Linked DNA regions of Mus musculus: regions 1 and 2 are each linked to region 3. Evidence: chromatin loops called from intact Hi-C (ENCODE). Cell type or tissue: heart. All regions are shown on one strand.

What was found. A loop is a pair of places that touch in the nucleus more often than their neighbours do. Peaks named below come from ENCODE experiments on the same cell type or tissue, not always from the same donor. Only the 100,000 strongest peaks of a DNase experiment are listed, where the experiment ranks them.
Region 1: a loop joins it to region 3, with 2.6 times the contacts of the local background. A loop is called at or near these places in 9 of 42 quality-filtered maps.
Region 2: it touches region 3 in a loop (2.7-fold over the local background); 23 of 42 quality-filtered maps call a loop at or near these places.

The regions. Positions count from the first base shown.
Region 1 is chr13:74,461,314-74,463,813 of GRCm38, reverse strand. It overlaps E430024I08Rik (a long non-coding RNA gene), which reads left to right and starts at 202. Exons shown (of 8, transcript XR_003950546.1): 1 at 202-605; 2 at 1,148-1,232. In heart, no CTCF peak of the experiment used is centred here; a DNase peak (open chromatin) is centred at 1,023; H3K4me3 peaks cover 1,501 bases; H3K27ac peaks cover 1,156 bases.
Region 2 is chr13:74,521,961-74,524,460 of GRCm38, reverse strand. It overlaps the pseudogene Gm20590. Among named protein-coding and RNA genes, the nearest start is that of Zfp825, 29 kb to the right of the region's middle. In heart, a CTCF peak has its summit at 1,433; a DNase peak (open chromatin) is centred at 1,850; H3K4me3 peaks cover 1,504 bases; H3K27ac peaks cover 1,356 bases.
Region 3 is chr13:74,348,722-74,351,221 of GRCm38, reverse strand. Sdha (succinate dehydrogenase complex, subunit A, flavoprotein (Fp)) reads left to right here and starts at 982. Exons shown (of 15, transcript NM_023281.1): 1 at 982-1,076. The coding sequence starts at 1,014. It overlaps Ccdc127 (coiled-coil domain containing 127), which reads right to left and starts at 905. Exons shown (of 3, transcript NM_001168659.1): 1 at 814-905. In heart, a CTCF peak has its summit at 1,026; a DNase peak (open chromatin) is centred at 931; H3K4me3 peaks cover 2,500 bases; H3K27ac peaks cover 1,497 bases.

The DNA of each region.
Region 1 (2,500 bases), 110 kb before region 3:
TTGGCAATGAATGTGCTAAGCCATTATTGGACTAGGAGGACCACTGTCTGTGAGACATTCTATTAATCCCCTTTCTACATACATAAAGAAATTCGTCCTATGAGATGAGGTACGATTATCTGTACTAATACAACTGTGGTTTGTCTCCACCCTGCCACTGAGGAAGATGCGCTGGCTAACAACAGTGCTCTACACTGTTTGTCATCTCTTTCCTGGTTTTCTCCCAAGGTTGTTTCATACCTCTTTGGTGAAAAGGACCTGCATTTCCCCTGGTCCAGCATCAAGCTACAAAACAAAACTCTTGTATCCTAAAATCCTCTTTAGTGTTATTATCCTGGGCATCCTTCCACTGGTGAGCCAGATTGATAACTCCACTCCCAGTTTAGTAAAAGGCTAGCGACCTTGATTTCAGGAAGAAGGGGAAGTGCTGTGAGGAAAGCTCAAGCAAGCCAGGAAGTAGGTCATGGTGAGTGCAGGACCACTGCTACAACGGGAAGGAGCAGGCGGCTGAACAGCCTGAGCTGAAATGCTGTCTCCACTCCCACCGCTCGGAGGATAGACACAAATGCTAATGGAGAGCAAGTCAGACCAGAGATCTGGAAAAGGTCTGACCCAAGACTGGAAGCTCTATTTAACCTTGAGGAGGGGTAAGACTCATTGGGCAATCTAGGGCCCCAGGCGGATCTGCCAGTCAGACAATGAGGAGGGTTCTTCCGGGTGGCTTGCTGCACGTTCGTTTTGGAATGCAGGAGTGAATAGTCCTTTCCGTCCTGCTTTGAGTAATGCTGTTGGGTGCCATTGGGGACCTTAAGCGAGCTCCGAAGTTGAGACATGGTGAGTGCGAGATCACTGCCCACAAAGGGGAGGAGCAGGCGGATGAACAGCCGGAGCTGCAATGGTGGATCCTCCTCAAAGTCGGCCTGGGACCACAGATAGAGGAGGCTCTAGGAGGATAGGCACAAATGCCACCCGAATGCAAACCACTCCCGAGATCTGTAAAAGGACTGGACCGGGACAGGAAGCACACTTTAATCTAGAGGCGGGGTAAGACTCGCTGGCCAATCAAGGATTCCAGGGCGAACTGCCAGTCAGACAATGAGGCGGGGTCTTCCGGATGCCTTGCTGGAAGTTTGTTTTTGCTCTACAGGATTGAACCGTCTCTGTGTCTTGCTTTGAGCGCTGCTGTTGGGTGCTGTGAGTGGACCTCAAGTAAGCTCCGTTTTTGAAACATGGTAAGCGCATGGTTACTGTCTATAATGGGTAGGGGCAGGTGGCTGAGCAGTGGGAGCTGAGGTGGTGTGTCCTCTCTGGGGCTGTATGGGAAGCCTCAGCCAGATGTAACCAGATGTGGCCAATTGTGCGGTCCTTTGTGATGCTCCTCACTTGCTAAAACAGGCGGTGAACTCTGAATAACATCAGTATCAGGGCTGAATCAGCTCAAAACATTAGGATTAGGGGCTTGCTTGTAGAAATTTCACGGGCAGGATGCCAAACTTGGAGAGCCCTAGTTTCTCTTGAATCTTCTATAAGTTTTGCCCCCAGCATTTACCTATTAAGTATAAGATCCATTTGTAGTTAATTTTGTGGAGCTGTTAAAAGGCATCTCATGTGTTGGGTAGCACTCCCATACTAAGCTGAGATGTAGAAGAGTAGAATTGATGATTTAAATGGTTTACCAAGCTTAAGAAATAGTGACAGTAAGTAGCATTTAGCTGATGGAGGACTGTGTCAAAAACACCCCACAGGTTAGTATGCTAAGCAGGCCGGTTAGAGACTAGGATGCTAGGATTCACATGTTTGCTCCCCAGGTTTGTCTACACAGCTGGCTCCAAACTATAACAAAGGAGAGACAACTGTGATGTACAACCAGCCACTTGGCACATGCTCAAAGCAAAAAGCAGGTCTGTAACAAGCTGCTCAATCCATCATTACAGAGTCACAACCAACATTAATGCCTGGTGTGCCTAAAGCTCCCGTTTTCTAATTGAGAAAAGCATAGTTCTGCCACATGGAAAAATTACACTGGTTGACATCCATTTGAGAAGGAAAAACACCTATGTGCTTGCAGACAGGAGCTGAGCATGGCTGTCCTCTGAGAGGCTCTACCAGTAACTGAGACAGATGCAGATACTTACAGCCAACCAATGGACTCCAGTCAGGGACCCTATGGAAGAGTTAGGGGAAGGATTGAAGGAGCTGTATGGTATACCAGTCCCTTAAGAAGACCAATAGTATCATGTAACCTAGACCCCTGGGAGCTCACAGAGACGAAGCCATCAACCAAAGAGAATACATGGGCTGGTCCATGGTCCCAGGAACATATGTAGCAGAGGACTGCATTGTCTGTACCGAATAGGAGACTATACACCTAATCTTGTAGACTTGATTCCCCCGGGAAGAAGAATGAGGAAGGTGAGGAGTGGGTGAGAGGAGTGGAGATGGGGTGATGGGGCAAGGTCTCAAAGGCAAAGGGAAGGGGGAGGAGGGTAAAGAACCTTGG
Region 2 (2,500 bases), 170 kb before region 3:
AGTTGAATATTTCTTCCTTGTGTAATAGGGATACTATTGACTAGATGGGACCATTGAGAATAATGGTGGGTATCATTTGATCTTGTGCCATGTGGTTATATTACTTAAAGACCTGGTAAAATTAAATGGCCTATGTTTTATGATATCATTATCAATCATTACCAAGTCCCATGATTGCTTACATTTTATGAGGATTCCCTAAGTGAAATTTAGAACAACCGAAGAAGTAGTGGGTTTCTGTTGTATGTGAACTGGGCCCTTGAGTAGAGTAAACCTATTTCCCATCAGGGAATTCCGGGTTCTTGCATAGCCCCCTTATGACTTTCCTTGGGGCAGGAAGGAAGATGCTGATACTATGAAAAAGAGGACTGGGAAGGCAGATGAGAGAAGAGACAGGAGCTGATTTCACATAGCACAGCAAAATCTTTGTGCTAACCCTGAGCCTAACCCTAAACCTGTAACCCTAACCACTCTAACCCTAATCTAAACAATCTTTATCTTAATCCTAACCCTCTAATCCCCTAACTCTAACCCTGTATCTTGTAAGGGAGTTTTCTTAATTATTCCTTTTGAAGTGAGAAACCCTTGCTATATCTTGGTCTTTTGAGAATTTAAGATCCACCTTTAATCCAGGCTACACATTCTTTCTGAAACCTACATACATAAAGGACCTTAAACAGGGAAGTTCTTTCAAATTGTCTACTTCTTTCCCTACATTTTTTAGCAAGGTGTTTTGTTTGTTCATTCATTCATTTGTTTTGTTTCTAAACTGGCATTAGTAAGTACGTATTTCCTCAGAATTATGGTAAGTACTCAAGATCCGCTGAGATATCAAGCAATGTGAACTCAACAAGTCCTTGATTTTTCTTGTTTCCCTTGGCAATGAACGTGCTCAGCCATTATTGGGCTAGGAGGACCACTGTCTGTGAGACATTCTATTAATCCCCTTTCTACATACATAGAGAAATTCGTCCTACAAGATGAGGTATGATTATCTGTACTAATACAACTGTGGTTTGTCTCAACCTTGCCACTGAGGAAGATGTATTGGCTAACAACAGTGCTCTACACTGTTTGTCATCTCTTTCCTGCTTTTCTCCCAAGGTTGTTTCATACCTTTTTGGTGAAAAGGACCTGCAGTTTCCCTGAAGCCAGCATCAAGCTACAAAACAAAACCCTTGTTTCCTAAAATCTGCTTTCATATTAATATCCTGGGCATCCTTCCACTGGTGAGCCAGATTGATACCTCCACTCTCAGTTCAGTAAAAGGCTAGCGAACCTTGATTTCAGGAAAAAGGGGAAGTGCTGTGAGGAAAGCTCAAGCAAGCCAGGAAGTAGGTCATGGTGAGTGCAGGACCACTGCCACAAATGGAAGGATCGGGCAGCTGAACAGTCTGAGCTGAAATGCTGTGTCCTCTCCCACCGCTTGGAGGATAGACACAAATTCTAATGGAGAGCAAGTCAGACCAGAGTTCTGGAAAAGGTCTGACCTGGGACTAGAAGCTCTATTTAACCTTGAGGAGGGGTAAGACTCACTGGCCAATCAAGGCCCCCAGGCGGACCTGTCAGTCAGACAGAGAGGGTTGTTCCGGATAACTTGCTGCAGGTTTGTTTTGGAGTGCAGGAGTGAATAGTCCTTTCTGTCCTGCTTTGAGTACTGCTGTTGGGTGCCATGGGGGGACCTTAAGCAAGCTCTGAAGTTGAGACATGGTGAGTGCGAGATCACTGCCCAAAAAGGGGAGGGGCAGGCGGATGAACAGCCAGAGCTGCAATGGTGGATCCTCCTCTAGGGCTGCACGGGACGAAGATAGAGGAGGCTCTAGGAGGACAGGCACAAAGGCTACCCGAATGCAAAGCACTCCCGAGATCTGTAAAAGGACTGGCCCCGGACAGGAAGCACACTTTAAACTAGAGGAGGGGTAAGACTCGCTGGCCAATCAAGGCTTCTGGGCGGAACTGCCATTCATACTTTGAGGCGGGGTCTAACGGTTGCCTGCTTGAAGTTTGTTTTTGCTCTGCAGGATTAAACAGTTCTCTGTATCCTGCTTTGAGCGCTGCTGTTGGGTGCTGTGAGGGGACCTCAAGTAAGCTCCATTTTTGAAACATGGTAAGCACATGGTTACTGTCTATAATGGATAGGGGCAGGTGGCTGAGCAGTGGGAACTGAGGTGGTGGGTCCTCTCTTGGGCTGGATGGGGAGCCTCAGCCAGATGTAACCCAATGTGGCCAATTGTGTGTTCCTTTGTGATGCTCCTCACTTGCTAAAACAGGCGGTGAACTCTGAATAACATCAGTATCAGGGCTGAATCAGCTCAAAACATTAGGATTAGAGGCTTGCTTGTAGAAATATCACGGGCAGGATGCCAAACTTGTAGAGCCCTGGTTTCTCTTGAGTCTTCTGTAAGTTTTGCCCCTAGCATTTACCTATTAAGTATAAGATCCATTTGTAGTTAATTTTGTGGAGCTGTTAAAAGGCATCTCATGTGTTGGGTAGCACTCC
Region 3 (2,500 bases):
ACATTTTCCCCAAATATATTTTATCTGCAGTTGGTTGAACCCACCAACGCAGAACCCTTGTAGGGTAAGCTGTCATATTTATTTCCTCTGCACCAACAACATCCATTTTGGGGTTATAAAGTTCAAGGAAATAATTCAAAATATAAAGTGTTGTGCATGAATATATTCCATATTTCCTTATTTATTAATAAAAAAACAAAGAAATAAAATGGGAACGGTTCATTGTAAACTTAAACAATTCAAAATAATGGTCATAAAGATTGTGCACCAAGAGGAAAACCTTAATCTAATATTAACTGAAAATTCAGGAAACAATTACGATTATTGGTTTACTTTTTATGCTATTTAATTCCACCGAACATTTCAGCTATACTCACTAGAAAAATAGAAAAACTATCTGAAAGTGATCAAATGAGAGCGCGTTTGCAATATGGGATGCTAGCCACGATCTAAGCAGCTTTCAGGATGACAACAGGCCGGGCCTCCAGCTTCCCAGCTGCTGTAACGAAGACGAAAGCTTTGGATATAGTTTCTAGTTCAGTATCCTGGCTTTTACGTAGCCCAGTGCAGCTAGCTGCTCCTTGTCCAGCCACCAAGACATCATTCCTACCTACTCTAGAAGTCCAGGGCAGTATGTACCCCCCCCCCCCCCCATTAGTTGAGATTCAAGCGCCCAACAAAACGGGCTCTTATGGAGCTTGCGATCTCCGCCCCAGGACCCTACTTCCATCTCTCCAGATCATCCGACCCTCTCTGTTTTGGCAAACAAGAACCACCCGAGAAGCACTTTAAAGACATTGGCACCTCACTTACCCCTGGAGCAGAGCCCATCAGCGTTGCTGCCACCCTACCTCAGACGTGTTGCCACCGCCGCGTTTACAGGGCGCAGGCGCACCACCACTCACGCGAGCCAGGAGGGGCGTGTTGCGCAGGCGCAGAATCTTCCAAGCCCGACACCCGCGCGACTCGGTGCGCAAGCGCAGTCTGTCGCTGGGGCTTGCGGGAAGGCAGACATGGCCGGGGTTGGCGCAGTTTCGAGGCTTCTTCGCGGGCGGCGCTTGGCGTTAACTGGGGCGGTGAGTTAGTGCCACGAAATGGCAGGCGCTAGGAGTGCGCCACGATTCCACCCGAGTTGGCCTGAGTCTGGGAAGGTGCAGTGGGCCGAAGCCGACTGCTTTCCGGCGAAGGTCACGACCCCGAGGTCGCGGGCGTGGAGTCTGGCCTTCCCCGTCTTGGTCTAGCGAAGTTCTCCAAGGTTAAAGGGAGGGACCGGCCTGTTGCATTCTGGATGCGGACGGGTCTGCGAGTAATCCGTTGGTAGTCTGGGTGTCGACACTAAGACTTATAAGTGATGAGCTTACAGGTTTTGTGTAGTGGCCTTAGCTACTGTTTTTAAATATCAAAGAGATATTTGAAGATACCAGGTGAGACTTCTGCACCGTGTTCATCCAGTCTTGCGACTTCTTTTTGCATTTGAAGAGGTACACAGTGACTCAGGGTTGCAGGGGTCTGATGTTGGCCTCCCAGATTGTCAGATCTTGTCTCAGTGCACTCTTTGCCGGTCACCTGTTATTCGTCACACTCCTAGGGTTTTATTAACGTAAACTAAATTTGACAGGTTGGGTTCTTTAAAGTTCTGTCTCACCTACCTACTTAACAATTTAATTACAAAGTAAAGGCCCTAAGACATTGAACAGTATCGACTTGCATTGTGCATCAAATTATGGCTGCAGTTGTCTATTTTCTGAAATAGATATTAAAATGCATGTTCAATGAAATGTTCAAGGGTTAGTTGGCAGCTATTCTTGCAAGGCCAGAAGGCATTTTCAAACCTTGATAATTTCTGTGATTTGTATTTGCTGCCACAAACTCCTACTTCCACCTCTATCCCTTGGGCTCTGCAAGAAGGGTTTTAAGTCCTGATCATTGAAGCCCTTTACAGGAGATAATAAGTCAGCCACCTATAATTGTAGCAGAATTCTTTTGTAGCAGAAATAGGTGAGCCCACCCCATGCCCAGGATTCACTCCACACACTCAAGGAAAAAAAAAAAAAATAATGATAGTCTGAGCCCAGCTCTGGCTAATGCCCAAAAGGAACAGTCAAGGATAGAAGATTTTTATTAACTTGTATACACCTTAGGTTTATGCTTACCACATATGTTGGCATCCTTAAATTCCTTTCCTATTCCAGATCCAGTTTATGCTTTGACCAGTTTAGACAGAGACAGGAGACTGCAAGTCTGGCCACTTAGGCAGGTGGGAGATTTGCACAGCAAAGGTATTTTTCATTGCCTGAATTGTTTTTAAGTGCATCTTTATTGTTCCTGCCTATGGGCATCTCGTCCAGCTGTCAGAATTAGGCTTTGTTAAGAAGAGAAGTGGAGCTTTATGGAATACCATATTTAAAGTTTATTGTCACCCGGGACTGCCTTCTAGAGGAATGGTCTTTGAAAGAGAAATGGGCTTACTAGTTGTAATTCGGTTTGTCTCCTTTGTTAA